5 separate regions of the Homo sapiens genome follow, and all the other regions are linked to region 5. Evidence: read pairs that join two places in POLR2A ChIA-PET (ENCODE). Cell type or tissue: MCF 10A. All regions are shown on one strand. Each heading gives the region's core, and the rest is flanking DNA. Links, peaks and the distances in the headings are about the cores only. Region 1 holds the start of LOC102723436 (a long non-coding RNA gene). Region 2 overlaps TGFBR3 (transforming growth factor beta receptor 3). Region 3 has its middle 4.5 kb from the start of TGFBR3. Region 4 overlaps TGFBR3 (transforming growth factor beta receptor 3). Region 5 overlaps TGFBR3 (transforming growth factor beta receptor 3).

Evidence for each region. Peaks named below come from ENCODE experiments on the same cell type or tissue, not always from the same donor. Only the 100,000 strongest peaks of a DNase experiment are listed, where the experiment ranks them.
Region 1: POLR2A ChIA-PET joins it to region 5 with 10 read pairs; 5 of 35 experiments call an interaction of 5 or more read pairs at or near these places.
Region 2: POLR2A ChIA-PET joins it to region 5 with 11 read pairs; 3 of 35 experiments call an interaction of 5 or more read pairs at or near these places.
Region 3: POLR2A ChIA-PET joins it to region 5 with 10 read pairs; 4 of 35 experiments call an interaction of 5 or more read pairs at or near these places.
Region 4: POLR2A ChIA-PET joins it to region 5 with 35 read pairs; 3 of 35 experiments call an interaction of 5 or more read pairs at or near these places.

What each region holds. Positions count from the first base shown.
Region 1 is chr1:91,567,287-91,573,265 of GRCh38, reverse strand. LOC102723436 (a long non-coding RNA gene) reads left to right here and starts at 3,753. Exons shown (of 5, transcript XR_007066219.1): 1 at 3,753-3,853; 2 at 5,098-5,533. In MCF 10A, for the core only: no CTCF peak of the experiment used is centred there; DNase peaks (open chromatin) are centred at 3,295 and 3,675.
Region 2 is chr1:91,861,358-91,867,336 of GRCh38, reverse strand. It overlaps TGFBR3 (transforming growth factor beta receptor 3), which reads left to right. Exons shown (of 17, transcript NM_003243.5): 2 at 5,693-5,866. The coding sequence starts at 5,806. Among named protein-coding and RNA genes, the nearest start is that of TGFBR3, 22 kb to the left of the region's middle. In MCF 10A, for the core only: no CTCF peak of the experiment used is centred there; a DNase peak (open chromatin) is centred at 2,816.
Region 3 is chr1:91,887,699-91,893,677 of GRCh38, reverse strand. It overlaps a transcript of TGFBR3 not described here. Among named protein-coding and RNA genes, the nearest start is that of TGFBR3, 4.5 kb to the right of the region's middle. In MCF 10A, for the core only: a CTCF peak has its summit at 3,212; DNase peaks (open chromatin) are centred at 2,427 and 3,417.
Region 4 is chr1:91,842,452-91,848,430 of GRCh38, reverse strand. All of the region lies in intron 2 of TGFBR3 (transforming growth factor beta receptor 3), which reads left to right. Among named protein-coding and RNA genes, the nearest start is that of TGFBR3, 41 kb to the left of the region's middle. In MCF 10A, for the core only: no CTCF peak of the experiment used is centred there; DNase peaks (open chromatin) are centred at 2,260 and 3,230.
Region 5 is chr1:91,734,377-91,740,355 of GRCh38, reverse strand. It overlaps TGFBR3 (transforming growth factor beta receptor 3), which reads left to right. Exons shown (of 17, transcript NM_003243.5): 5 at 5,397-5,580. Among named protein-coding and RNA genes, the nearest start is that of TGFBR3, 150 kb to the left of the region's middle. RefSeq lists an enhancer at 2,402-3,601. In MCF 10A, for the core only: no CTCF peak of the experiment used is centred there; a DNase peak (open chromatin) is centred at 3,215.

The sequences.
Region 1 (5,979 bases), core at 638-5,637, 170 kb after region 5:
TTTAATAATTGCAAGTCAAGAGCTGATTATATTCTGGAATACTATGCAGCCGTAAAAAAGAATGAGATCATGTCCCTTGCAGGAACATGGATGGAGCTGGAGGCCATTATCCATAGCAAACTAATGCAGGAACAGAAAACCAAATACTGCATGTTCTCACTTGTAAGTGGGAGCTAAATGATAAGAACTCATGAACACATAGAGGAGAATAGACACTGGGGTCTATTGGGAGAGGATCAGGAAAAACAGCTCATGGGTACTGGGCTTAATACCTGGGTGATGAAATAATCTGTACAACAAACCCCCATGACACAAGTTTACTTACAAATCTGCACATATACCCATGAAATTAAAATAAAAGTTAAAAAGAGTTGATTATATGCTTATTTTCACATCCAGTAGGAACTAGTTCAATGAATTTGACAAACCTTTAGTAAACGGCTTTGGAGTCAGACATTCTGGGCTCGCATGCTAGTTACACCTACCTAACTAGCCATGAGATCTCAGGCAAATAAATTAGGATCTAAGCATTGAGTTCATGAGGTAAAAAATTGCATTGGGAGAAGTAAGTGAGACAATTTAGGGTAAAATACCTGGGACAATTCCTAGCACACAGTAAGAGTTCAATAAGAGGAAGCGATTATTAATTAGATAAGGCATGTTCTCCCAGAGACCTTCAAGTCTGTTGAGAAGAGGCAGACGCAACCAGGAAATGCCAGCAAGAAGTTTCCAAAGTGAGGAGATTTGATATGAGCAGAGAACCTCCTGAAAACACTTTTGTTGCCTTCCAGTCAAAAGGAGTCAGAGGGATGGTCCTGGTCGCCCTTGCTCTCCTGGGCGGGTTGAGGCAGCCCAGCTTCAATCCTTAAAGAACTGTCTGTGCACAGAAGAGATGCTGCCTCCTCAGGACTCGGAGCCAAGGGCAGCTGGCTGCCCTATCTCGGTCCTTTCCTTCCCTTGGGTGCGTCTGCCTGTCCCACCGCCCTCCTCTTACCCATCCAAGTCTCCTCCCAACCGGAACTTTACCCCTCCCAGGGTCACACTTGGTTTCCTGACACGCGGGTATGTCCCTAATTAAACAGTTTCAGTTCCCTCTCTGGCCTGGGGTTTCCAATAACAAAGCCTGTGGCATCCAAAGGACACTTTCTTTTGGACCCAGGTCTTGCTGCTGGGTTGGAGCCCTTGTTTTTGAGGTCCACTCCGGTCTGAGGCGCTGCCTGTACCTTTGCAGACATAGGTTCCATCCCCTGTGAGGCAGGGGGCTGTTTGTCCCTGCTTGACATGGCTACTTGGCTCACTGGTCTAATTCACTATGGATTCTGAGATGTCTCTTTCTTCTATTCATTATATCACAGCAGCTTGAGCAGCCAAAGGATCAAATCTAAGCAGGACGTGAGATGTACTTCCTGCCTTAGACTTGTCCTCGTTGGCAGCCAGGCTGCTGTAGAGGCAAAAGGCAGAACATTTTACTGAGTTCAGTGTGTAGCTGAGTAATAGATCCATTTTTAGGGTGTTGGGTCCCAAGGCAGTGGTTGAGCTGGGTCTCCAGGGATTTACAGGATTGAAGAATAACAGCAAAAACAACAAAAATCGATAAATGTAAAATGCTATATGCTGGTGAACAATATCCCGTAAGTTCATTTAAAACAGCAAATATTCTGTATAATAACAATTTCTAAAATGATTTTTTAAAATGATTACTTTTGAATTGATTAACCCAATTCTTCAAACTATGAATAGTCCTCGGTATTGCTGAGTTTGTTTTACCTCTCATCCTGATCTTTTTGCTTTCTACTCTGAGCTTGAAAATCAACAATTAAGCATCTCTGTGTGCCAAGGAAATTAGGTGAAGCCTACTGCCATGGATCCTGCCAGCCATGCCAGGCCCAGAGGCTTCCTGCCACCTGAGAGGAGCCATTGAAGACCTCCTTGGGTGGTCAGAGCTTAGGGAAAGGCAGAAGTGGGTTTATTTCAAAGGTAGGCTTACGCTTTGGGGCCTTTCTCTTGTACCGGCCTCTCCCCAGGCCCTGTACCTCACTTTCAGTTTGTAATTTTGTGTTCCTTTTCTTTAAAAGGGCAGAAATTATATGGGCTTGAGGACTCGCTGAACCTGGGTCTACCCTTATGAGGGGTGAACTCACTTGAGGGCCAGGCAAGAGATCCTGCCAGCCCTGGGCTCCTTTTGGGCAGCCTGCCCTGAGTGGGCAGAGGCTGACCTGTAAAGCCGTATTGGGTGTAGTTGCCATGTCAACAGGCCCAGGGCAGTGACCAAGGACCATACTGGGGAAAATATCCCAGGGCCCAGGTTACTGCTGGAGAAATTTGAATGGCCAGAAGCAATCCACATTTTTTCTTCTTTTTTCAGAGACAGAGTCTCACTATGTGTCCCAGGCTGGACTCAAACTCCTAGTCTCAAGCAGTCCTCCCACTCAACCTCCTGAGTAGCTGGGATTATAGTCGCGTGCCACTGCATCAGCCCACAATGGACATTTATGCCCCTCACTGAGTAACCAAAGGGAGGTGCTTTTTGATGGAGTATTAGAAAAACAGATTCGCATAAACCATGGGCTGTGAGGTAGGGCTGATCATCCATCTGGTCACTTGGAGGAGGCTACCAAGGACTCCTATCTCCCTGAGTTTGCCCACATGTGACCGGATCCTCCTGATTTGGAGGACTTGTCTTTGGGGCTCCCTGTTCTTTACACGTCTTATTCAGGGTTCTTGTTGCTAGTTTTTGTGGTTTCTTGAGTCTTAGCTGTTTCTCCAGGACTCTGGCCAAGTTCCTCGATTCACCGTACCTGCACGGAGGGCAGGGAATGTAAATAGTGTATAGATTTTGAACAATATTGTAAATGCTTTATGGATTGTGTGTTACAGAGAGTAGCTGAGCTGTAAAATTGGGATTAAACCAACGTGTTTACAGAAATGTTCTGACTGTAAAATTTCTGTGCTTTCTTAATACAGCCTTTGTGATGCAGATCTTTGAGTACTTGGAGGGTGCTTCAGAACTGGGGACTCTGAGACCATCTCTGGCAGCCTCTTGTGAGCATCTGAGCCAACATCTTGGTTGCATTTTCTCCACGTTGGAGTGACTCTTCTTGGGCATGCCAGCTTCTTCTTTGAGTCTGTAATGCATTCCTGACCAAATACCCCTCACATGTGCCCTTCCATGTGAACAGAAACGCCTCTCCCTCTGAGGTGAAAATGGTGCTGTCAACACCCTCCTCAGAGGGCACATGCCTTGTGAGTGAGAGTGATGGAGCTCCGCCAGCAGCCATGCTCTCCACCCTCCTCACGGGGAAAGGCTGCTCTTTACTGGCCAGCCCTCTGGAAATGTCCCTCTGAGTCACTCTTAACAAGACAGGAGAAAGCAGTTTCCTGCTTTCACGCCTTCCCTTTTTTCTTTTCTCTCTTCCTTCCTTCTTCCGTTCCTCTTCCTTCCCTCCCTCTTGACCTTCCTCTCTCCCTCCCTTCTTTCCTTCCTTCCTGTGGCTCTCCTTTGTGAGTGACCTACCTCCGCTTCCTACTCTGTGACTTTGCACATTCAATCATTGCCTGGCTCCACCAGCAGTATATAAGGTGAAAGAGGATCCTGCCAGCTGTTCTAGGCCCAGAGGACACCTCTCTCTCTCTCTCTGTCACTCACACACACACACACACACACACACACTCTCTCTCTCTCTCTCACACACACCCACTTATTGATGGGGTAATAGGATCAAGAGGTAGCTTTGCATCATCAAAAAGAAGTCAGTCATTCTAGCCTGGAGCTTTAGAAGACGAAGTAAAAAAGAAGTCAGACAGTCCTAGCTTTGAATCCTGGCCCAGCCACTTACTAGGTGGGAGACCTTGGGTAAGTCACTTAACCTCTCTGAGCTTCTGTTTCCTTCCTTGGGTGTAGAATGGGGATAAGAAGCCTGCAAGAGCAGAATAAGGATTCAAAGCTATATAGTAGGTGCTCACTAAATAGTAGATATTTGTATGATTTGAAACTGTCCATAATTGTTCCTGTAGGCTTTAAGAAGAAAACACCCAGAAATGAGTTGTATCATCTGAGTTTGTGATGGATGCATATTGGTAGGAAATAAGTGAGACAATATTTCAGAAATTGGCATAAGGCCATGGGAGGTCCAGCTCAGAGATCACTTTGGACTGGTCTTGGCTTACAACCCACTGAAAACCAACTCACTGAGGTTCATTTATTGGGAGGTTGATTATAGTTAATTAATAAACTAGGATTGAAATAGGCCTATTTTTAGTACTGCTATTTTTTTTTTTTTTTTTGAGATGGAGTCTCACTCCATCACCCAGGCTGGAGTACAGTGGCACAATCTTGGCTCACCACAACCTCTGCCTCCCAGGTACAAGCGATTCTCCTGCCTCAGCCTCCCAAGTAGCTGGGACTACAGGTGTGTGCCACCACACCTGGCTAATTTTGTATTTTTAGTAGAGACTGGGTTTTACCATGTTGGCCAGGCTGGTCTCAAACTCCTGACCTCATGATCCGCCTGCCTCGGCCTCCAATTTTTTTTGAGACAGAGTCTTGCACTGTTGCCCAGGCTGGAGTGCAGTGGCACAAACATGGCTCACTGCAGCCTCGACCTCCCCAGGCTCAAGCAATCCTCTCACCTCAGCCTTCTGAGTAGCTGGGACCACAGGCATGTACCAGCACAGCCGGCATATTTTTAAATTTTTTGTAGAGATGAGGTTTCGTCATGTTGTCCAGGCTGGTCTCAAACTCCTGGGCTCAAGCAGTCCTCCCGCCTCGGCCTCCCAAAGTGCTGGAATCCCAGGCATGAGCCACTGTGCCCCGCCAAGTTTTGGCACCACCAGACTCCAGACTGCTGTCCAGAACTTGTGCTCTGCTCTGCATTTTTTCCTAGCCTTGTCTGCCATCATAATGTTCATTTCCACATTCCATTTGCTCTCAGCTGACTGTAAATAACGCCAAGAAGCAACCTGGCATACAAACCCCTCCGAAGGGATTAATAACTGTTAATAATAATACCAGAAAGCAAGCACTTTACAGAATATATTATTCCTAATCCATATCATAATTCTACATGATAGTTTCCTTTTCTCTATACTTTCATACAGATGAGGAAACTGAGGCTGAAACAGGCAATTAATTTGTGCAGGTGGCACGTTTACTACATGGTGGAACCAGGATCTGAACTCAAATTTGTCTGTGAATGTTTTCAGAATATTCACCTACATGTTGCCCAAAGTCAAGGCTGCCCTGGGGCAGTGTGTATACCTGAATGACAATCAGTACAGGCACTGAGGGAAGGGAGAACCGATGCTGGAGAGGCAAGCATAACTGCCACTGTTAACTTTGTGACCAAACTTCATGTCTTGTGGCCTAAAGGACAATCGTATCCCTTCTGGGGGAATTTCCCCACCTCCATGTTGAAGCCAAGGATGACTAGTACTCCATGGAAAAGAGGTCAACATGATAACCAGGAGATGTGGTCATGGGGCATTAAAAGGTTCGAAGCTGTTCCAGAAAGGATGTCATTGATGTGGAATACAGGTGAGCCACTTGGTCCTCAAGGGAGTGCCAGGGAGGAGAGTAAACACCACCTGGCAGGCCAGGTGTGGTGACTCACTCCTGTAATCCCAGCACTTTGGGAGGCCGAGGTGGGTGGATCACCTGAGGTCAGGAGTTTGAGACCAGCCTGGCCAACATGGAGAAACCCCGTCTCCACTAAAAATAAAAAATTATCCAGGTGTGGTGGTGCATGCCTGTAGTCCTAGCTGCTTGGGAGGCTGAGGCACAAGGATTGCTTGAACCCAAGAGGTGGAGGTTGCAGTGAGCCAAGATCATGCCAGTGCATTCCAGCCAAAACAAAACAAACAAAAGACCACATGGCAGTGAGGAGGCTCCCATAGTGATCCCAAGCAACGTGTGTTCCATCCCTGTGGCCTGCTAAGTGAGGTTTCCAGCAATTCAGTTGAGGCTGCTGGCCAGCCGGGGCT
Region 2 (5,979 bases), core at 374-5,373, 130 kb before region 5:
AGTCAGGCTTCTCTGCTCTCCTCGTACCATCTGTGCGTACTGCTTCCCCCGTGCCTACCAGTACAGGTGGTTCCAGAGTAATCTTCCTCCTTTCTTTTCCTGCCACTGGCAGCCACAGAATGTTGGGACTAATTAATCTGATACCTCAGGATAATAAATCTCTTTGGTAGAAACAGCTTGCTAATGATAAATGATAGTTTTAATACTATACATGCACAATCTCATTTGATTCTTGCAACAACTCTGTGATGTAGCTAAGTTTTGTCTGTTACACTCTTTACAAAGGAGGAAACTGAGGCTCCATTCTGATCTAAACCTCCATCCTTTCTTGTCTGACATGCTGTGAGAATCTCAACTGATTGTCCAGGCAGTCTGGCCTCCCTTCAGTCTGTTCTCTGTACAGCGTGAGGGAAATCTTTAGTAATCCCATCTGATCACGCTATTCCCTGTTTAAACCCCTCCTTGAACTTATTCCTCTTCTCTTTCCCTTTCAGCTCTGCAGCTCTCCTCCCTCCTGTAATGCTTCCTCTGCCTGCAGTGTCATTCATCACCTGACTTTTAAAATCTTCGCTTATCCTCAGGTTGCGTATACTTTTCCTTTAGAGCTCTGATTATATCGTGTAGTTACATGTTTGTGATTATTGTCTGTTTATCTCACCAGCTTTTAAGCCCACAAGGGCAAAAAACATGTCTCCTTGGCCACTGCTTAGCAGAGTAAGCAATAAAGATTTGTTGAAAGGAGAAACTCAGGAAATTAAATGTCTTGTGAGAAGTAGTAAATGATATTTTTACTCGGATATAAGCTCCCTGAGGGCAGGATTTTTGGCGTCTTTTTTTCATTGCTATATCCCTGGCATCTTGAACAGTGCCTGGCATATAGCAGTAATATTTATTGAATATCAGTTGTGCTTGGATGTGATTCCGAAGATTTCTTATCCAAATCTAGGACTTTTTCTCTCATTGTGCCAAATCTATCTGAAGATGGGGATTAGTTTAGTTCTGATTCTGAATCAACTCATGGATGTAGCCAGGCCATGTTAGCCATCTAAGGGGAAGCTACTAATTTTTTCTTACTGGTTTTTAGCCTATTGCCAGACATCCATTTTGCCACAGTTTTTCTCTTAGATAGAGCAAGATTTCTCTCCTCACCTTAGGGAATATTGTACCCAACCAGATCCTTTTGAATATTGGTTTAGAACGTGATGGTTTTGAGGATTCATTTGGATGGGATTTTTTCAGCTAATCTTGGTCTTTACCTGTGCACTCTGTTGGGTCATGAGGGCATGTGGGGCAGTATGCTCAGTTTAATGGACTCAGAAATAAACCCAGGGGATCTCTGAAATTAGCAGAATTAGCAGCACATTTGTTTGCTTTTTTTTTAAACCCATTAAGTTCTAAGAATTTTCTTTTTTTTTTTTTTTTTGGGAGACGTAGTCTCGCTCTGTCACCCAGGCTGGAGTGCAGTGGCGCGATCTCAGCTCACTGCAAGCTCCGCCTCCTGGGTTCACGCCATTCTTCTGTCTCAGCCTCCCGAGTAGCTGGGACTACAGGTGCCTGCCACCGCGCCCGGCTAATTTTTTGTATTTTAAGTAGAAACGGGGTTTCACCATGTTAGCCAAGATGGTCTCGATCTCCTGACCTCGTGATCCACCCGCCTCGGCCTCCCAAAGTGCTGGGATTACAGGCGTGAGCCACCGCGCCCGGCCAAGTTCTCAGAATTTTCTTATGTTCATTGATGAATACTAAGTGTTCTTCAGTTCATCAAAGTTCACCTACCTTTTAAATGGAACATGTTGCTTTGAAATGTGGGGAAAATGACTATTATTCCAAATTGCTCTTTCATGATCTCAGAGTACCCTATTTATATTTCTACTTTTTTTTTAAATAAATACTTTAAGTTCTAGGGTACATGTGCACAATGTGCAGGTTTGTTACATAGGTATACATTAGGTATACATGTGCCATGTTGGTTTGCTGAAACCATTAACTCATCATTTACATTAGGTATTTCTACTTTTTTTTTTTTTTTAAGTGAAAGCAAGTTTATTAAGAAAGTAAAGGAATAAAGGAATGGCTACTCCATAGACAGAACCTATATTTCTTTCTTTCTTTTTTTCTTTTTTTTTTTTTTTTTGAGATGGAGTCTCACTCTGTTGTCCAGGCTGGAGTGCAGTGGCATAATCTCGGCTCATTGCAATTTCCCTCTCCTGGGTTCAAGTGATTCTCCTGCCTCAGCCTCCCGAGTAGCTGGGATTACAGGCACGTACCACCACGCCTGGCTAACTTTTGTATTTTTGGTTGAGCTGGAGTTTCGCCAGGTTGGCCAGGCTGGTCTTGAACTCCTGACCTCAGGTGTTCTGCCCAGCTCGGCCTCCCAAAGTGCTGGGATTACAGGCATGAGCCACTGTGCCCAGCCAGAACCCATATTTCTAAAGAAAGCATTTAGTTCATAAAGTCCAGAGATTCTTTGAGGTCAAAAAGTCAGGATTGGGAGTCCCTGATGTTTGCAGTCAGTGTGGTAGAACCTCACAGAAGAAAGAGGAGTTTGTATTTCGTTAGTTTTATCAAAGCTACAACTTTTCGGAAGCCTTCAGTCCATCCAGCATTCCAGGGAACTGATTCCTAAGTCGGGTGTTAAGGCACTGAGGTGTACAAGTTGTGGCCAAAACTGGAGTTCAGCTGAATGAGAATGACACACTTCCCTTTTGCTTCTCCTCTGCCTTGGGAATCTTTCACCACACTGGGGAGATTAGACAAAAACCTTCTGCAGTTTATTTTCTTTTTGAACAGTTACATTATGGAGAGACTTTTAAGCTAAAAGAAGAAAAGCTCCCTTTTTGTTACAAACAGCAGTGTGTAGTTTCAACTTGTCCAGGACTTCCTCAGAGATGTTTTAAGATCCGGTGTAAACTTGCTGTGGTTTGCCTTTGGGCATCAAACTGTTTAGCTTGGCTCTATTATATCTGTAATTGCTGCATTTTAATAATTGCCCAATATTCTTGTCAGCAATTTGCAGCCTATATTTTTAATGGAACCATTTGCCTTTCTTTTCCACAGGTTTGTTCAGACCTGGCTTAAGCCCCTGGATTAACGCAGCACAGACCCTCAGACCCACTGCAGCTGTGGGCAGGGTGACGCAAGCTCATTAAATATTCCCACAAGCCTCGTGCCGCTTACAGTTTATGTGCTTCATAAAATCCTCTGGGAAGTCATCTTCTTCTGAGATCTCCTTACAGGGATTTGCTTTATAAAAGTTGTCTTTAACATTTGCTGAAATAGCATATTGTTTCAGAGAGGTTTTTCCTTATCAAAATTATTATATAGGCAGGAGGCACTATAGTTCTTGTGAACCAATTCACTAATTTAGGGAATCTAATATTTCGAAGGGAAAAAAATAGAGACAGATCCTCTTTGTGGTGGTTGAATTTTTAAGTTAACGGAGAAGATTTCCATATGATCAGAGTTGATGTGGAATTATGGTGACAGAAATGTTCGACTTAGAGGGATAATAAGTCAGTTTAATGGCTCCCAAATTATCTCTATAATTTAGTCAGCTTTTGAGACAAGACCGTTGTGTCATTGATGACTTATGCCTCAACTTGACTGGTAATTTTGTTCTTTTAGTGAGTCCACTCTTTAGCTTATCTCCTTTTGACTGTTGTAATGTTTATTTTTCAGTAAACAAAAGATTGAACTGGATTTACAGTAGCTAAGAATTACATAAATAGCTATATCTTAATTTCTCCACTTTATTGGTATAAATAGCTCAAAGAGAATGGACAAGTAGTGATACAGTACAGTAATTGTAGCTAACATTTATTTGGTTGGTTGTTACGTGCTAGGGACTGTTCTAAGCATTGTGTATGTATATTAACTAACTGAATCCTCACAACAGCCTACCATACATTTCCTACCACAGGATATGTTCATTCAAGAAGAGTAAGCTGCCTAACATTACCATTTGGTAAGGGGCAGAGTGGATTCACACCCAGGCAGATTTTTAATCTTTATCATAATCCGTATGCTATTCATACTAGGATTTTAATCACTATCGTATATCAAGATTGAACCATAGTGGCCTCCTGCCTATATAATAATTTAGTTTCAAGACATATCTAAGAAATTCTTTTTGAAATTGGAACTTTACTGTTATTATTTCTGGATAGGTAATACTTGCACATGGTATTAATACAAAACCCAGAAGGGAATTCAGTGAAAAGCTTCTGCTCCCTCCCACCCCTGTCCTGCAGTCACCCTATTTCCCCCGTTCTCATAGGTAAAGTTACAATTGCAAAGAGCCATTTTAAATATCTCTCTTTGTCACTTGATGCAATAAATTAAGACCATTTAATTAAAAACTCATTTAAAATAATTTTTTTTGTACTGTTATCTACAAGCGCCCACATTGGCTTTGTCTCTGAAGGTAGCTATGGGCAACTCCTGTTGCGTGATATTTCCTGAGTGAGGATGACAAGGCCACAACCCCCAGGTGTGTGAGATGGCTCCCGGAAATGCCACCATTCTGCCTTTTCCAGGGCTTAGATCAGGGAGGGTCTTTGCACTTTTACCCATAACTTTTATTCTTGATGAGAAGGAACCATGCCTGGAGCATAGTAAATGCTCAGTACATGTTTGTTAATTGAACTTCTGTGAGTTGTGCCAGGCTCAGGGATAGAGGGCTGGAGAAATATACTTTGGAGTGTCTAAATCAGTGACCATTAGGGCCGTGTGAGGAATATTCAAGTTAGGCAAACCACCACAAAACTCTCATTGAAGACTCTGGATAGGAAAAGCTTAGAAAGAACCTTCTAGATCCTTGAGTCCAGTAACCAGATAGTCTCAGATGGGCTGAGAGACAGGGAAGACTTTTTTCCTGTTAAAATGTTGGCAAACAGTTGAAATAAGAACCTTGCCTTTTTATGTTTCTTTATTTTTTTCAGATTGATTCCTAGCACAACTTAATTTGATCCTTGTGATAACCCTGTTATTATAACATTAGATTGAGTCTCTAATCAGTGCTGGTTTTGTTTTCTTGCTGGCACTAGGGTTGCATGTATCAAGTGTCATTGATTACTTTGGTACCACAACTTAACTGGTGGTGTTATATTTCAGGTGCACCTTGATTTTCTTCTGTAGTTCTGAAAATTCTCTATAAAACCAAAGATTTAAAATGTCAAAAACAGGGCCGGGCGTGGTGGCTCACGCCTGTAATCCCAGCACTTTGGGAGGCTGAGGTGGGCAGATCACGAGGTCAGGAGTTCAAGACCAGCCTGGCCAACATGGTGAAACCCCATCTCTACTAAAAATACAAAAATTAGCCAGGCGTAGTGGCGCATGTCTGTAATCCCAGCTACTTGGGAGGCTGAGGCAGGAGAATCGCTTGAACCCAGGAGGCGGAGGTTGCAGTGAGCCAAGACTGCGCCACTGTGCTCCAGCTTGGCGACAGAGAGAGACTCTATCTCAAAAAAAAAAAAAAAAAGCCAATAACAAATATGTCATTTGCAAAAGTATTTGCTATAAAAATCTTTATTAGATAGTCACTGCCCTCAGTCTAGTTTGCTTGAGTGCTATTTTGCATCTTTTAAGATAAATTTCTTACATTACGCTTTTCAGAAATTCTCTGTTTAATTTTAGTGTCTGTTTGTTTATGAAGTTTCTTCATTAAGTTTTCTTATTGAAATTTGTTTTACAGGCAGTTTGAAAATTGCAAGGAGGGACTTTAAGACTACTTCTGATTTGCAAAGATTGTCTGTGCTCTGAGCAGGCTGAAGTGACTGGACGAGACGCACTGTTGGAGAAATAAAAATGACTTCCCATTATGTGATTGCCATCTTTGCCCTGATGAGCTCCTGTTTAGCCACTGCAGGTAAGTTGCATAATATAAATTGCATATTTGTTATATATTTTTGGATATATTTTGTCCCAGTCTCTTTAGTTGAGATGAAGTTTCACTCTGTTACCCAGGCTGGAGTGCAGAGG
Region 3 (5,979 bases), core at 498-5,497, 150 kb before region 5:
ATTGCTTTTTAAGATTGTCACTAAAATAAAAAATACAACATAAAAACAAATTTCTATTTAACTCATTCCTGAATCTTAAAGAATGTGTTACAAGTTGGGCTGGGCACAGTGGCTCACACCTGTAATCCCAGCACTTTGAGGCCGAGATGGGCAGATCACTTGAGGTCAGGAGTTCAAGACCAGCCTGGCCAACATGGTGAAACCCTGCTCTACAGAAAATACAACAATTAACCGGGCATGGTGGTACGTGCCTGTAATCCCAGCCACTTGAGAGCTGAGGCACAAGAATTGCTTGAACCCGGGAGGTGAAGGTTGTAGTGGGCCGAGATCACGCCACTGTACTGTAGCCTGGCGACAGAGCAAAACTCTGTCTCAAAAAAAAAAATAGTTACAAGTTAAGAAACTCTTCTTTCTCCTTAGACAACATGTTAAAAGAAACTCAAGAAATGTTACAGCAGGTAATTTTATGACAAATATGTGGATATGCCCATTTTCAAAATATGTTAGAAAATACATTTTATAAACCCAAACTTACAACACGGCCTTCCACAAAATAAGTGCTCAATAAAGGGTAATAATAACAGACCCAATAATAACAGCAATAATTTTTAAATTTAGATATTTTTAGAAGTAGACTTTCAGCATTTCTTCTACTTGTTGAAATGAAGTCAATGAGGTTGTTTTCTTTAGTGTGTTAACTGAGTATCAAGAGGCACTAGGAAGGAAATGTTTGATCAGTTGGCTTTAGGAATAAAGCATTTCCCTGAAGCTACCTTGGTTAATATTTGCAAGTATTGTGAACTTTTTGGATGAAATACCACACAGATGCAACTCAAAACGAATAGTAATACACATATATAGTTCTTTCAGCTCTAAACTGGTATTACTTTCAAGTAAACTCTGAAATCTCGGGAATAACCATCTCATGGCTCTTGGTAAAAATGATACATGTTCATTACGAAACAATCAAGCACAGATAAGATGATGATCCGAGGATGAGATGGTGCCCTCACTAATTTCTGTTCAATGTTCAAGGTATAACCCTGAACAGAGAGGGTTCAGGGAGACCCTCATTTGACTAAAGGACTCACAATGCAACTTCAGTTCAGTTTTAAAAAATAAGAAAGTTATGTTTCTGGCACACTTTCATTTTGGGCTGAGATTCAAAACATTTACAGGCATTAATATATGTTCCGGGTGCCCCTTGTCTTTTTTTGTCCCCCTGAGCACAAAATAACATTACATAATTCATGATTCTTTTTTTCTCTTCTCTAGACCAAAACCCAGTAAACAGAAAACAGATAAACAAAAGAGGTGGGGCTAGTTCTCTGCAGAGTGTTGTGGAGGTGGGGCTGAGGATGGAGTTTTCCTTCTGGAATCCCAGCCCTGCTGTTGGGAGAGCAAGGTCCTGCCACATACCCTAAGGAGCTAAGACCACAGGGATCTCAGGGGGTTTTACTGTCACTTTGAAATGGTGTGAGGTTTCCTGCTTCATCAGAATCCCTGCTGAGGGGGAAATTGAAGGTGTACTGTGGAAACCTCCATTGGGGGCTTCTGCACAGTCACAGGAAATGGTGAGTTTGCAGGAACTTGCGGTTACTGTGAGAAAATTTGCTTTGGATTTTTATGTCCAAAATCTCTGTGGAATTCCCCAGATCTGAAGCCAGTGCCTGCTTTGGACTCTGCTCTGCATACAGGTTCATCTGATTGTATTTTTTCTCATTAATTGAAATTTGCCAGCTGCAATTTTATCAGCGAAAACCAAATTCTAATCTCGTAGATAGATATAGAAAATGTGGCTTTAAATTATGGCCTTAGGTTATGATGAAATAAAACACCAACGAGTATGAACTGGGTCTTTATGAGCGAATCTGAAAAATAAAGTAGTAAATCTGTCTGTGATAATAGGTTAACAGAGCAGAAAATAAGGGCAGATACTGTAGTTTGTAGATCAGCATCCTGTCACAACAATTTTGGAACATTTGGTTCATGTTCTGTCACACATTCTTAAGAGTAGTTGTGCAATTGCCTCCAAGCTGTTGGCTGTATTAGACAAACTTTAAATTAGTGAAAGGAATCTATTTTTATGTGGTGGTGGTGGGGTAATAGTTCTTCTAAACAAACTTTCATTTTTATCTTTTGAAAGTTTTTAAAGAATCGAGTTTTTTTTTTTTTTCTTTGAGACAGATCTCAGTTCTGTTGCCCAGGCTGGAGTACAGTGGCACGATCACGGCTCACTGCAGCCTCAACCTACCGGGCTCAAGTGATCCTCCCACCTCAGCCTCCCAAGTAGCTGGGACTACAGGCACATACCCTCACGCCTAGCTAATTTTTGTATTTTTTGTAGAGACTGGGTTTCACCACATTGCCTAGGCTGGTCTCGAAATCCTGGGCTCAAGTGATTCACCTCGGCCTCCCAAGTACTGGGATTACAGGCCTGAGCCACTGTACTTAGCCTTTGAAGTAAACTTAAAAAAAAAAAAAAGAGAGACCAGGCTCAGTGACTCACACCTGTAATCCCAGCACTTTGGGAGGCCGAGGCAGCTGGATCACAGAGCTCGAGACCAGCCTGGCCAACATGGTGAAACCCCATCTCTACTAAAAATACAAAAATTAGCCAGGCGTGGTGGTAGGCACCTGTATTCCCAGCTACTTAGGAGGTGGAGGCAGGAAAATCGCTTGAACTCAGGAGGCAGAGGTTGCAGTGAACCAAGACTGCACCACTGCACTCTAGCCTGGGTGACAGTGCAAGACTCCGTTTCAAAAAAAAAAAAGGAAATATGAGACTCTCTTTTTATGAGTAGAAGGTGTCTTTCACCTGTAGCACAAAGTGGAGGTTCAGAGCATGAACGGATTCTGTAGCCAGGCCACCTGACTCTGCCACTTGCTGGTTGTGTGACCTTGGGCAAGTTACATAACCTCTCTGTGCATCATTTCCTAATCTGTAAAATGAGGATAATAGCTGGGCACAGTAGCTCATGCCTGTAATCCCAGCACCTTGGGAGGCTGAGGCAGGTGGATCACGAGGTCAGGAGTTTGAGACCAGCCTGGCCAATATGGTGAAACCTTGTCTCTACTAAAAATACAAAAATTAGCAGGGCGTGGTGGCGTGTGCCTTTAGTCCCAGCTACTCGGGAAGCTGAGGCAGAAGAATCACTTGAACCCAGGAGGTGGAGGTTGCAGTGAGCCAAGATGGCGCCACTGCACTCCGGCCTGGGCAACAAGACGGAAACTGTGTCTCAAAAAAAAAAAAAAAAAAAAAAAAAAAGATTATAGAGAAACAACCAAATGATTTTTCTAATGATAAAGTCTTTTAGACTTTATCTGATTAAAGAAAGTCTGATTAGCAGACTGTGAACTGCTAATCAACAGAATCTGGAGACATGCCACTAAATCTGAGTCACTGTCAACATGTGAGTCCACACCTACAGGAGGGGTGGTTCCTTGTATGAAAAACAGCCTCAGTAAATCACTGAAACTCTGCTGGCAAACATTTTTAATGCAAGTAATGCACCTCAATTTCACCCCCCTGCTTACAATCCTGTTTGAAACAATTCCAAACAAATGACCAAGAAACCACTTTGGACCAAAAGAAAGCTGGTATCTTACAGTAACAAATACTGTAGCTTGAATGCAGTTCTCCATGAGAAATTAGTGAAAGGGAGCATCCATTCCCTTAGAAATCAGTTAATATTGCCATTAATAAGAGGTTGGGCAACTGGGCACGGCAGCTCACGCCTGTAATCCCAACACTGTGGGAGGCCAAGGTGGGTGGATCACTTGAGGTCAGGAGTTATGGCAAAACCCTGTCTCTACTGAAAATACAAATATCAACCAGGCATGGTGGTGGGTGCTGGTAATCCCAGCTACTTGAGAGGCTGAGGCATGAGAATCACTTGAACCTGGGAGGTGGGGGTGGGGGTTGCAGTGAGCTGAGATCGCGCTGCTGCACTCTAGTCTGGGCAACAAGAGGGAAACTCCGTCTCAAAAAAGAAAGAAAGAAAGAAAAGAGGTAGGGGAACCCTTTTTTATAGAGCTTTGCTCAGGAACCAAAAATTCAAGTTTATTTTAAACCTTTCGTCTATGCTTGAGGTATCTGGATTTCTGCTTTTAATATCATATTGTAAAGATTTAAAGAGAAAACATCTCTGTAGACATTGTTAATTTTGTAAATACTGATGTAATTTCTTGTGTTTTTCCATATCATCTACTGAAACTAAATAGCTCAGAATTAAAAAAAAGAGCCCTTTTATTTTGCCAGTCTATAAAGCTTCTGATGACAGGTAGAAGAACCTGGTGGTTAAGGACTTAGGTTTTGAGGTCGGTGGATGTGAGATTGAATCGTGGACAGGTTTTGAGGTCGGTGGATGTGAGATTGAATCGTGGACAAGATCTCAGTTTGTATAAAGGCATGTATATCGGCCTCATTTATACATATTCTTAGAGGGCTGTGAGAAGTAAATGTGTTTATATGTATAGAATTTAGTACCCATGGCCAGGCGCAGTGGCTCATGCCTGTAATCTCAGCAGTTTGGGAGGCCAAGGCGGGTGGATCACTTGAGGTCAGGAGTTCGAGAGCAGCCTGGCCAACATGGTATGAAACCCCGTCTCTACTAAAAATACAAAAATTAGCCAGGCATGGTGGTGCGTGCTTGTCAATCCCAGCTACTCAGGAGGCTGAGGCAGGAGAATTGCTTGAGCCCAGGAGGCAGAGGTTGCAGTGAGCTGAGATTGCGCCACTGCACTCCAGCCTCGGCAGCAGAGCGAGACTCTGTCTCAAAACAAAAACAAACAAACAAAAAAGAATTCAGTACCCACGCTGGCTCAGATGTTGATGGTTACTGTTGTGAATCTGGCTCTACGGGGACCAGTCACTTCATCACTCTTTAAAGACAAGACACTCCTAAATTATCTACCAGGCCATTTTATTTAGAAGGCCTTAACATGATTGATACATTTAATTTAATTTTATTTTTTTGAGACAGAGTGTTGCTCTTGTCCAGGCTAGAGTGCAATGGCACCATCTCAGCTCACTGCAACCTCTGCCTCCTGGGTTCAAACGATTCTCTTGCCTCAGCCTCCCAAGTAGCTGGGATTACAGGTGCCCGCCACCATGCCTGGCTAATTTTTGTATTTTAGTTGAGATGGGGTTTCACCATGTTGGTCAGGCTGGTCTAGAACTCCTGACCTCAAGTGATCCACCCACCTCGGCTTCCCAAATTGCTGAGATTATAGGCATGAGCCACCTCACCTGGCCGATGCATTTAAATGTGGGATTAAATATTCACACCTAGTTCAAGTGTTCACATCTGTACTTGAAACTAAAACTTGTTAACAAGGCATAAATACTGTATTAGTCTGTTTTCATGCTGCTGATAAAGACATACCCGAGACTGGGCAATTTACAAAGGAAAGGTTTATTGGACTTACAGTTCCACATGGCTGGGGAGACCTCACAATCATGGCAGAAGGTAAGGAGGAGCAAGTCACATATCACGTGGATGGCAGCAGGCAGAGAGAGCTGGTACACGGAGACTCCTGTTTTTAAAGCCATCAGATCTCGTGAGACTTATTCACTATCATGAGAACAGCACAGGAAAAACTCATCCCCAAGATTCAATTACCTCCCATTGGGTTCCTCCTAGGACACATGGGGATTGTGGGACTTACAATTCGAGATGAGATTTGGGTGGGGACACAGCCAAACCATATCAAATACTGTTTAATTTGAGTCTAGGAGAAATCTTAAGGCCTTAAACTTAGACTTTATAAAAGCAGAGGCTAGCTCCATCTGGACTGTTTATTCCTTCAGAATATTATGCCTACTTGTATTCCCAATGCCTGACTCAGGGCTCTCCCATAGTCAGTGCTCAATGAATATTGGTAAGGAAAAAAATGGTTCAGTGAGGAGATTTTTGCAGTAATTCAGGTGACTGATGACATTTGACCTTTGTGAATGAATCTCCAATTCTGCAATTG
Region 4 (5,979 bases), core at 411-5,410, 110 kb before region 5:
AGTTTGAGGTTATAAACAAATATTAGGCCAGTGCTTTCTTATATGCATGAGAATCACCCAGGGATCTTGTTAAAATGCAGATTCTGTTTTAGTAGGCCTTGATGGGTCAAAGACTGTAGATTTTTAACAGGCTCATAAGATGCTGATACCGTTAGTCTGAGGACCACATTTGACAGCATAGGTCATCTGTTTTCTCAATGCACAAATTGTAACACAGAAACTGCAAACACCTAGACAATTTCTTAGTGCCATAAAAGGGAGCTTGATTTTAGCATGCCTTTACAACAGCTACCTTGAACACCTTTGGTAAACTTGTTTGGGTCAGAGGGATCCATGTGCTGGAGAGGAAGTTGGTTTGAGGCAGTGAGTTCCACAGATGCCTTTAGCTCTCTGACTGTAAGTGTGGTGCACCTGCAGAAACCAGGTGCATCTTTATTAGCTGGGGCTACACCTTGACATAATCCTAACAGTTGTTAAAGAAGGAATTCTTCCCGCCCCCACCATTTCTTCCTTTTATGTGCCTCTTTTGCCTTGTCTCATTTCTTGCCTTGTGACTTAGTAGACCAAGGTAGGAGATTCGTGTTGGGTCACTGAGGGCGGGGTCATTGGTCCCGGAACCTGTGGCCAAGGGACTCTTCGGTAATGAGAGGTGATATGGGCTGAGTGGATAAAAGGGGGACTTTAGGTGGGTTAGCGAGGGTGGCTCTGGAGTTAGGGACTAAAAGTTAAAAGTTGGGTATACCTCATTTCTGCTAGCAGGGCTCTAATTTTCTAGCTCAGGTTTCCCCATTGACTTCCTACTTTATTCTTTTTTTTTTTTTTTTTTTGAGATGGAGTTTTGCTCTTGTTGCCCAGGCTGGAGTGCAATGGCGTGATCTCGGCTCACTGCAACCTCCGCCTACTGGGTTCAAGCGATTCTCCTGCCTCAGCCTCCCGAGTAGCTGGGATTACAGGCATGCACTACCACGCCTGGCTAATTTTGTATTTTTAGTAGGAATGGGGTTTCTCCATGTTGCTCAGGCTGGTCTCGAACTCCCAACCTCAGGTGATCTGCCTGCCTCATCCTCCCAAAGTGCTGGGATTACAGGCATGAGCCACCGCGCCCGGCCCTACTTTATTCTTATAATCACACTCCAGTCTAGAGCTTTTAAAAAATTAACATTTTTTAGAAGGGAAAAATTTCTGTAAGTTGTAATTGATGTTTATTAAGCACCCTGACACCACATTTATTATAAGTGGGGATAAGACTGAGAATATTTAAGCTCTGTGCCTGAAAAGTTGTGTTTTAAACTAACTTTTATTTGTTTACACTGCCATTGAGTAGTTTATAAGGTTTTCTGATTTGCTTTCTCTGGCCTCATCACTGTTTTTGGAGAGGCAGCGTACAACCTATGTACAGCTCTGGAGCTCGCCGCAAGACTCAGGTGGTGGTCATTCTGCTTTTGAAATTGAACCAGAAAAGTCCTGAGGAATGTAACAATATTTTTTCTTTTTGCCCCCCTGCTAGCTTTTTTCTAGCCCTCCCAAAAATGTGTTTATGTTGCTGTCCATGCATGTGGAGCAGTCTGGAATTCTGTGTGACATTAGATAGTGAAAAAAATAGATTTCCCACGTGACTGAGGTTATAGGAGTGAGAAATCTTGGATTATGCAAGGACTCTTTGATTGGAAGAAGGACATTTTGAGATGAGATTTATTTTAAGATATAGTAAAAAAAAACCTAGTATACAACTTTTTGTTTTTTTCTAAACTAACCCTTTTCGGGGGTGACAGGATGGGGTGTGGACTAGAAGCAATACCAAACTTTTAAGTATCAAATCTTCACTCAGAAGAAAAAAAATGTCTTCAGGGTGAAAGAATAGCTCAAATGCGAAAAGCCTGATAGTTATATAATTTGAGAGTAGGGTCTGGCATATTATAGAGGACTCCGAGAGCCTGATCCAAGCAGCCTGCCATTTTCATCACCCCAGGATTATCTGTAAGGACAACTTTACTGTCTGTCACCTGCCAGGTCTCAGCCTGGCCCTTGTGAGTGCCAGGAAGTTTGTGTCCTCTGTTTTGCCAAGCTTAATTAGCTCTAGAAATACCCTATCAAAGGCTGTCTGGCAGTGTTCCATTAATGGTATGGGGTGAATTCAAAAGCACTAATTAATTGTTAGATTATTTGCAAAGCCCATGCTGAAAAACCTAATGCCTGCAGGAGAAAGTTGGCAGAGAGACGGTACAGAGATTAGCTTGGACCTTACCCGGCTCAATTGCGTTTTGGAATTGGGCCAAGAGGGGAGTTGCTTTTCTTTTTGGAGAAGTGCTTGTGGCTATATTGTTTTCTAAACTGCCAGTGTACTGCTCTAGGCTCTCCGTGAGGGAGCTCATATGGACACTTGCAGACCTAGAGAGCCCAGAGACCATCTTCAAGAGGTTTTGTTTATTTTTGTTTTGTGAGAGAAACACAATTGTTTAACTTTCATTAACTAAATAAATTCTTCGCAAGGGCCTCTTCTTAAATAGAGGAAAAGGAACTCTAGTTTGTAGTGTAACAATTCAGGTTTTAAGTGTTAAATGTTCAAAGGAGCCAGGATCAGGGCTTTAAATAGTTTTTTCTTCTTAAAATAAAACAAGTCAGGTTCCTCATGTCCTCTGTTTAGGTGGCCCAGGTCAGCAAAAAGTGAATTTTCCAACTGCTACTGCAGTTGGAAGATGCTGTTTAAAAAAATCTTCATTTGAAATCAAGTGCATGCCAATTTAAGGTCAGGGTATACTACATGCAGGAAAGGAAGAAACAGGTAAACAGGTTTGCATTATTTTGCTACATTTGACATATAGAATGATAACACCTATAATTAACTCAGCTTGACAAATTGTAGACAAATAATAGAAGTCCCTGTCCCTTATAGATGAGAGAGATTTGAGGCTTTTGGAGCCAAGTGCCAGTTTCTGTTGACTCTGAAGGCAACGGAGACAGCTGAAGATCAAAGTATAGAAGGATATTTCAGACTTATCTAAAAGCCAATTGAGTGTTATATAAGGGAGCTGTGTGTAGCTCTGTTTGAAAACATCCATCCAGTAATCTTCCAGTTCCTGAGCCTGGCCCTGCCTCCTGTTGACAGGCCTCAGCGTCTTTTTCTTGTCCTTTTGGGCTTGAGCAACATGTGAGTAAGTACTTATGTACAAATCCCAGACCAAATCTTACTTTATTAACATGATTCAGAAGAAAAGAATTCTAATGAAAAATTTCAGAGGACTGTGCCGAAACATTTCGTGATGTTGTCAGATCTCCCTGAACTCAGGAAAGGCCCCCAAAAATCTATTATTTCTGTTTATTACTCAACTTGGAAAAAGCTTACAAGAATGCCTCAGGAGAGTATGCACTGGTTGAGGAATTTATTCCTGGGTGTACAGCATCCCCTACGTTTACTCTGTGTGAGGCGGGCTATCCTGAAACCCTGGGCAACCTGCCTGCTCCTCAGCCAGCAGGTCTAGAGTAGCAGCTTAGTATTTTTAACCCTTTCTGTCATATGACTCCCAGCCAACTTTTTGAGTTGATAGAAACACAGATCTGAGAGCTATGAGGAATTATGAAAGCCTTTGTACTGACAAAAGACTATGATTTTTCTTTGCTGCTTTATTATGGTTAAAAGGTCTCATTATGCTTTTATTTTGGAGAGGTAATTCTGTATAACAAGACCTACTTGTATATCCCAGTTAGGTTGTGAGATATCATGAATAACATTACAACTGATAGTTAAATTGAAGACTTTAAATGATTTTCCTCAAAAAGATAAAACTAAATTCAAGGTTATTCTAAAATAAGTATGGTTATTTGCATTTAAAAATATTTCAAAGGGAGAAAGAGAAGTTAGGATTACAAGTGATAGAATGAAAAGTGCTCATAATTTGTTGCCTGTAGTATCTGTTTTGCTATTCATGAACATGGTACACCCATTCATTTGTTTAGGTTTTCCTTAATTTCTTTCAGCACTGCTTTTGTAGTTTTCACTAGTTTCTTTTGAAGACTCTAGTGTGTCCAAATGTGAACAAGATTCATCATGTCTGTCTTATTAGAATTATGTTTAAGAACCTCTGTTTTAGAGCTGTAATGCTATCCTCTTCAATCTACTCTTCATTAATAATGATGAAAACTGATACTCCCTCTGACTTTCCTGGAGAGTGAGCTCAGGGGTGTGTAACTAAGGCTATTGCTAAAGTGAGTTATCGGCCTGGCTGCCTTTGCTCTAAGTTGTAGGAACTCAAAGCTCAGTGTGTACTGTGAGATATGTTCTTTAAGGCTGAAGGCTAGTGTTGCTGAGCAAGAGATGTAGTAAAATGAATATCCTTGTTCCTTTGGACTAAATGTCAGAGTTAGAGGCAGTCTTGGAACCCAAAGATTGGATGTTGTGCCTTTCCATCAGGCCGTTGGGCTTTCCCAGCAGAGTTTCGCTGGAACAGAGTCACTCCAGTGAACTTTCATTTTGGACTTGTAACAAAAGGATTTTGTAGAGATTTTACCCTCTGAATGTGGGTAATACCTGAGGGCTTTATCAAGATGAAGAGTAACTTTGTTGGGTTGCTGCACCTTTATTTAGGGAAAGTAATTCTCCACCACAGTGTCAAGAGTGGTCTTGACAGAGACATATGAAAGGTCAGAGAGTCAGGATCGTGCACTAGTTGTGACCTTGGGTTTTGGATTCAGGCACACAGGTTCAGGTCCAGATCATAGGCTGTGTGACCACAGGCTCAGTGTCCTCATTTGTAAAATTGAAGTATCAGTAGTTCCTGTCTCAGTTGTGTTCTTGTGAGGATTATAAATGAGATAATGCATATAAACCAGAGGATCACGTTTATTATGAATGAAACTACTGGAAATAGTATTCTTTGAAAATGTTACCATAGTACTTACCTAGTTTGGACTGCTATAACAAAGTCACATATAAGTCACACATAGATTGTATGTCTTATAAACAACAGAAATGTATTTTTCTCACAGTGCTGGAGGCTGTAAGTCTGTGATCAAGATGCCAGCATGGTTAGGTTCTGGAAAGGGCCTTTTCCAAATTGCAGACTGATGACTTTTCATTGTATCCTCACATGGATACAGTCCTCAAAAAGACAAACTAGAGAGTTCTCTGGAGTCTCTTTTAAGACACTCATACCATTCATGAGAGCGCTGTCCTCATGACCTAATTGCTCCACCTGTTAGCGTGCCCCATCTCCCAATACCATCACACTGGGGTTAGGATTTTAACATACAAATTTTAGGGGGGTACACATTCAGTCCGTAACACATGGTGGACATATTTAATCAGTCTTTTAAGTTGCAGTTCTATTATTCAGGCATATTTTTGGTACAAAAATTAGATCTGATCCTGAAATATAATGTTGCTGTTAAACAGACTTTATTGATGCCCAGTTTCTTTATTTTCCGTAAGTTTTACTTAGAGCAGTACAGTGGAAATACCACAGTGGTACAATGGGAGTGATGGAGTTGGGAGAGGGTGTGGATAAGAAGTGCTCTCCCTGCCCCCCAACTTTTTGTTTTGTTTTGTTTTGGAGATTTGAGTCCCAGTTTTGTGGTTTGCAGAGCTTTTGTTGCCTTATCTATACAATACTGCTAATTATACCTATTCCTTTGATTTGATGAGGATAAAATACTTGTAAAGCAGCCAGAAGTTTATGGCACATAGTAGTTAGGTCTTCAAAAAGTTAATCTTTATTTAGACAATATATATGTGTAGGAAAAGAGGGGGAGAGAGAGCTAGAACAACCTTATTATGGGCAGAATGCATTTGCTGTTTAGCTTTGTGCTCCCAATGGAGAAAAAGCAGGTTGGGGAATGTCCTTGGGAGATGGCTGAGGAGCTGTTGGCTGAGCCAGGTGGATTTGAACTGAGCACCTGGATGGAAAAGACCTTGTTTTCTTTTGAGGCAGTGACTTGGTCTTTAACTGGAAGTTACAGGGTAAAGATGAATGCTCAAGAACGGTG
Region 5 (5,979 bases), core at 432-5,431:
TGGGTGTGGTGGCTTACACCTGTAATCCCAGCACTTTGGGAGGCCGAGGTGGGTGGATCACCTGAGGTCAGGAGTTTGAGACCAGCCTTGCCAACATGGTGAAACCCGTCTTTACTAATAATACAAAAATTAGCCGGATGTGGTGGCACACGCCTGTAATCCCAGCTACTCGGGAGGCTAAGGCAGAATAATCTCTTGAACCTGGGAGGTGGAGGTTGCAGTGAGCCGAGATCGCACCATTGCACTTCAGCCTGGGTGACAAGAGCAAGACTCCATCTCAAAAAATAATAAATAAAATAAAATAAATTGTAATCCCCAGTGTTGGAAGTGGGGCCTGGTAGTAGGAGGTGATTAGATCATGGGGATGGGAAGATTTCCTCTTTTGTGCTGTTCTCGTCATAGTGAGTGATTTACCACGAGATCTGGTTATTTAAAAGTATGTAGCACCTACCCACTCCCTCTCTTCCTCCTGCTCCTGCCATATAAGTCACGCCTGCTTCCTCTTCACCTTCCACCATGATTGTAAGTTTCCTGAGGCCTCCCAGCCATGCTTCCTGTACAGCCTGTGGAACCATGAGCCAATTAAACCTCTTTTCTTTGTAAATTACCCAGTCCCAGGTATTTTTTTATAGCAGTGTGAGAATGGACTAATGCAGCAGGGTTCTTGGTGGGTTGTAGCATGATGCCCTTACAAAGATGAGGAAGGTTCTGTGAGGTCCCTTGGTAGTTGGCTGAACAACCTGGAACCCCAGCAAGGACTGCTAATGTGCTCAGGTTAGTGTGGGAGTGTACGTATGAGTCACAGACTTCAGCCTTGTCTTGGTCAACCTCTCAGGGATTTAGATGAAAGTGCAGAAGGTGTGCTATAAAATTTAATTATTTATAGCTAATAAAATAAGGATTTTTACATGGTCTCTTCAGACTTGAAATATGGGTCTGAAGAATAACTATAAGACTTTGCATTTATTTTGGGAGAATTATGGGTATAAGGATAGGATAGAAAAGCCTCGAACTGGTGAAAAGACCTTGGGGGGTTAGGTACCATCATCTCTACCATCCTTCCTGGTGTGAGTGACCACTGTTTCTCACCTGAATTATTCCGGAAGTCTACTAATGATCTCCTGCTTTTTGTCTCCCCTTAGACTCAACATAGCAGCCAGAGCCATCCTGCGAAAACATTTGGTAGATGTTTCAATAGTCCTTACAACGGTCTACAAGGTCCTGTTGGGCCTACTGGTCTCCTCTGGGACCTGTGTCCTACCAACCTTGCCTCAGCCCTGTGTCCTACCAACCTCCTCTCAGCCCTGTGTCCAGCCACACTGACCTCCTTGGTCTTCCTTCACCATGTCAGACCTTACACTTGCTGCGTCTCAACTGTGAATGCTCCTTGCCCTGATGTTTGTGTGGTTTGTTCTTTCGTCTCCTTTAGGTCTTTAACTTCTCAGTGACCTTATTGTGCTCCTCTGGCTGTCTTATTAGACTTTAATCTCCATAAGGGCAGGGAATTTTTTCTGTCATATTCTCCACTGTGTCTCTCCACTGTGTCTCCAGCATGGAGAACAATGGAGTAGGCAGGCACTCCATAAATCTTTGTTGGCTCTATGTTTAAAGCATAGATTAGTTTATTAGGCTGTTCTTGCATTGCTAAAAAGAAATACTTGAGACTGGGCAATTTATAAGAAAAGAGGTTTAATTGGCTCATGGTTCTGCAAGCTGTACAGGAAGCATAGCACCAACATCTGCCTCTGGGGAGACCTCAGGATGCTTTTACTTATGGAGGAAGATGAAGCAGGTGCAGGCACTTACACATGGCAAAAGCAGGAGCAAGAGAGAGAACGTGTGTCGGGGGAGGTGCCACACACTTTTAAATGAGCAGATCTCACGTGAACTCAAGACGAGAGTTCACTTATTACCAAGGGGATGGCCTAAGCCATTCATGGGGGGATCTGCCCCCATGATCCAAACACCTCCCACCAGGCCCCATGTGAAACGTTGGGGGTTACCATTCAACATGAGATTTAGGTGGGGACAAATATGCAAACTATATCAATTAGTAAATATGAGATCATAGCAGGGTTCAGCTGATGCCAAAGCTAATGTGGATGCTTCATGCAGTGTTCACATATATGGAGAAAGAGATTTATTATAGGAATTGTCTCATGCAATTATAGAGGCTAAGAAGTCCAAAATCTGCAGAGCCAGTGCCCCAGTTCCAGTTCGAAGGCCTGTAGGCTGCTGTAGCACCGGGAAGAGCTGATGTTCCAGTTTGAAAGCCATCAGGTAGAATTCTTACTTGTGAGAGAGTCAGCTTTTTGTTCTATTCAGGCCTTCAACTGATTGGATGAACCCATACATGTCAGGGAGAGAAATCTGCCCTACTCAATGTACTAACATTTAAATCTCATCCAAATGCATCCTCACCAAAATACCCAGAATAATGTTTGGCCAAATATCTGGGCACCTGTGGCCCAGTCAAGTTGACACATAAAATGAACCATCACAGTATGCTTCTCAGACCATACCTGGAGACCTTGAATCTTGTCCCGACACCGTCTTTCAGAGACTATCCTGTTGACGCTCTGACAACCAGGGTATCTGGGGCAGAACTGAAGAAGCTAGGGGTGTTGCCCTGAAAAAGCAAACATGTGATTGAGGTCAGATGACACCTTTAAACACCTGAAGTCTTGTCTCATGGAAGAAAGACGAAGGAATTCTTTGTTCTAGTAGGCATGGCTCAGACTAGTGTATAAAAAATGAATCTAACAGAACAGAAATCTGCTGTCTTGGGAGCTAGTGAGGTCTTCTTTCTGGAAGGGTGCAAGCAGAGGCCAGCTGTGACCAGGAGTCAGAAGTCTTAAGTTCTGGTCTGGGCCTGGTGCATGACTCTCTGGCCTTGGGTAGGCCATTAGACTCTCTGAGGTTTCCGCTTTTCTGCTGTAGAGGTCACCGTAGCCTGCCTCACAGTTCCGCAAATCAGATGGAAATAACATCTGAACAATACCTTCTAAAACAACACCTTCTAAAACTCAGCTGTAGCCTTGTCAGGGTCAGGAGAGCTGGCAGTCAGGAGGGGAGTGCTAGCTCACTCCTTGCTGAAGCTGAAAATTTCCACTGACCTGCAGTCAGGGACACCTCACTGCAGCTTTGCTTTCTTCTTATTGGAATGTGCCTGAGGAGTGGCAGTTAACTCCAGTTCCAAATTCCTCAGCCCTGAGTGTATGAAGCTTATTGCTGCTGGCCCGTGAGGACAACAATGCCTGGAGGGAGCAGAGGGAGTTGTTCCTCCTCCACGAATCAGCCCCATCACCAGCTTCATCACGGCATCGCTCTTTAATTACTTCAGGACACAATTCGGAGTTGCCGTTGATATCTTCTGTATTTGTGCTGTTTGCTTTCTTGCCTCTGGAATGCACCAGTGTGACATCCCGCTTTCCGCTCTGAAAAACGTACTCTGTGTATAATGTATATAGGGTTGCTGTAGTTTATGGCCACAACATGAATGAGAAACAAGAAGCAGAACATCCAGGGTTTCTCGTCTAAACATTCAGAACTGTGCTGGCAGTGGGACAAAGGCCTCTGGACTGTTGTGGGTTTTGGTGACAGCCTTGATAAAAATGCCTTTTTAGTACAAGTGAAAGGAAGATTTTACTACAGTGCAAAAGTCAAAAAATTAGATAAACATTGTTGGAAGTTCAGTGTTGATGAGTAGCTAAGCCTCAGAGAAGTTACACTTAGGTGGGCATGGTTATTTTTTGGCAGGAAAATGACCTAGGATTTTTTTCTTATTCAGGCGACGTCAAAACAAGGTTAGAGCTACATGTTCCCCTCTGGTTTTGTTTATAACTGGCATCAGGACATTCAGAAATGATCGTGACTACACTTGACAGCACTGATACGTAGTAAGTGTGCAGTCAGTGGTAGCTGTTGTGAGTAGCTTTGGTTTACACCGAGTTTATTAGTGATTAATTCAGGGCTTCCACAGAGCCCTGTGTAGTTCTACACAGCTACCACTGACTGCACACTTACTACGTATCAGTGCTGTCAAGTGTAGTCACGATCATTTCTGAATGTCCTGATGCCAGTTATAAACAAAACCAGAGTGGAACATGTAGCTCTGTACCATCTGTGTGGCCCGGGCATCAGGATATCTAGAAACTTTTCAGGTGATTCTAGTTTTCAGCTTGCAACATTAGTAGGTCATGGAATCAATTAATTGAAGTACTTTTTTTTGCCAGCGTTTTTAGAAGATACGTTTATATAATTGTATAGAAAATATTAATGCCTAGCACAGTAGCTGGGAAAATATAATTTTGTGTGTGTTAAAAATGCTGCTGTGATAGAACCACTAATAAAATCCCTGCCCTCGACTTGCTTCTTAGTCTTACTTCAGAAACTGCATGCTTTTCGTTATGAATAAATGGTTCATGTGAAATTTAATACAAGACATTTATAGTTCTATGACCTGAGAATTTGTGAGCCTTCTTGCCCACATTTTGAGGTTTCACTCTGACATTGAAAAAATCAGTTATTTTATAAATGCTAGCCAACAAAAATGGCATACATATTTTCACCAGCAACTAAATTTGATTATAGCACAGCAACAAGATGATGATTTTCCTCCTTTGGATGTGTTAATTACACATATACCATGATATGCTAGGTCAGCAGTGGTCTAAATACATTCAGCAAGAATGAGGTACTTGCATACGTCATCCTGAAAGTTTTATTAGATCAGTTTAACAGCCTCTTGACTTCATTATCTATGGGAATTTGGGGGTCTTACACAATAAACTGTTACAAACATTCATCTCACTCTTATGAAATAGAGCAATGTGATAGAAAGGCTGGCAACCTTTGGCCATTTTTATCTCAGTGCTGAGGTGAACATAAACCAAGAGGACTCTCGCTGTTTCCCTATTGTGATGACTCTGTTGGCAGATGCTGCAACTGTGGAAGACCTGAAAGTCGTGATCAGTTGCTAGCAGGACTTTGGGATCACTTGTCTTGATCCTGAAGCTTTTTATAAGCCCACGAGAACATTCATCAAGGCTTCCCACTTGACTTGAAATACATTCATTGTAAGATTGGTCTTCGATTTAGATTTCTTGGAAATAGCAGTGATAATTCTTACGATTACTCAATGTGCAATGCAGTCCGTCCTCACAAGGTTCTTTCAGAGTTCAGAGGGACATCCTGCATTGGTAGTTTTGCCTTTGTCTGGGAGGACTAGGCTTGGGATTATTCCTTGAATCCGCTGCTTAAAAACGCTGATCTGCTTGTATAACAAAGGGAAGAGGTTCGATTTACAAGCACTTCGATTTGAGAAGTACTTTCTCTAATTATGATTCAGCTCCGGTGACTGCACCATGTTAAATACGCAATTCTCTTTCCTCTAGGTGTCTGAGGGTTCTGTGGTCCAGTTTTCATCAGCAAACTTCTCCTTGACAGCAGAAACAGAAGAAAGGAACTTCCCCCATGGAAATGAACATCTGTTAAATTGGGCCCGAAAAGAGTATGGAGCAGTTACTTCATTCACCGAACTCAAGATAGCAAGAAACATTTATATTAAAGTGGGGGAAGGTAAATTTTATGTGGCTTCAGTTAATGACTGATTTATGACAGGCAATTGTTTTCTTTTCTGAAACCAGGTGGTTAGGGCAAGGAATCACAGAATTACAGAATGTTGGACCTGGAAGGGACCTGAGGGGTCATTTGGCCCCAGGCCTCTCCACCGCCCCCCATATTCCCTCCCTTCTTTTTTCCTCCTGGGGAAGCAGGCCTGGTTATGGCCAAGTGAAACACAGGGAGGAGCAGGGGGAGAGAGGAGAAGGTTGTTGTGTGGGATTTAGAAGACACCCATGCACAGAAGTCAAAAAAAGTAAGTGGAGGTGAGAAGCTGAGGGTGTGGGAAGGAGGTGATGACTGATGGAGTGGAAGAGCTGGCAGAATGAATGGGTCAGCAGGTGGCTTCCTCTTACC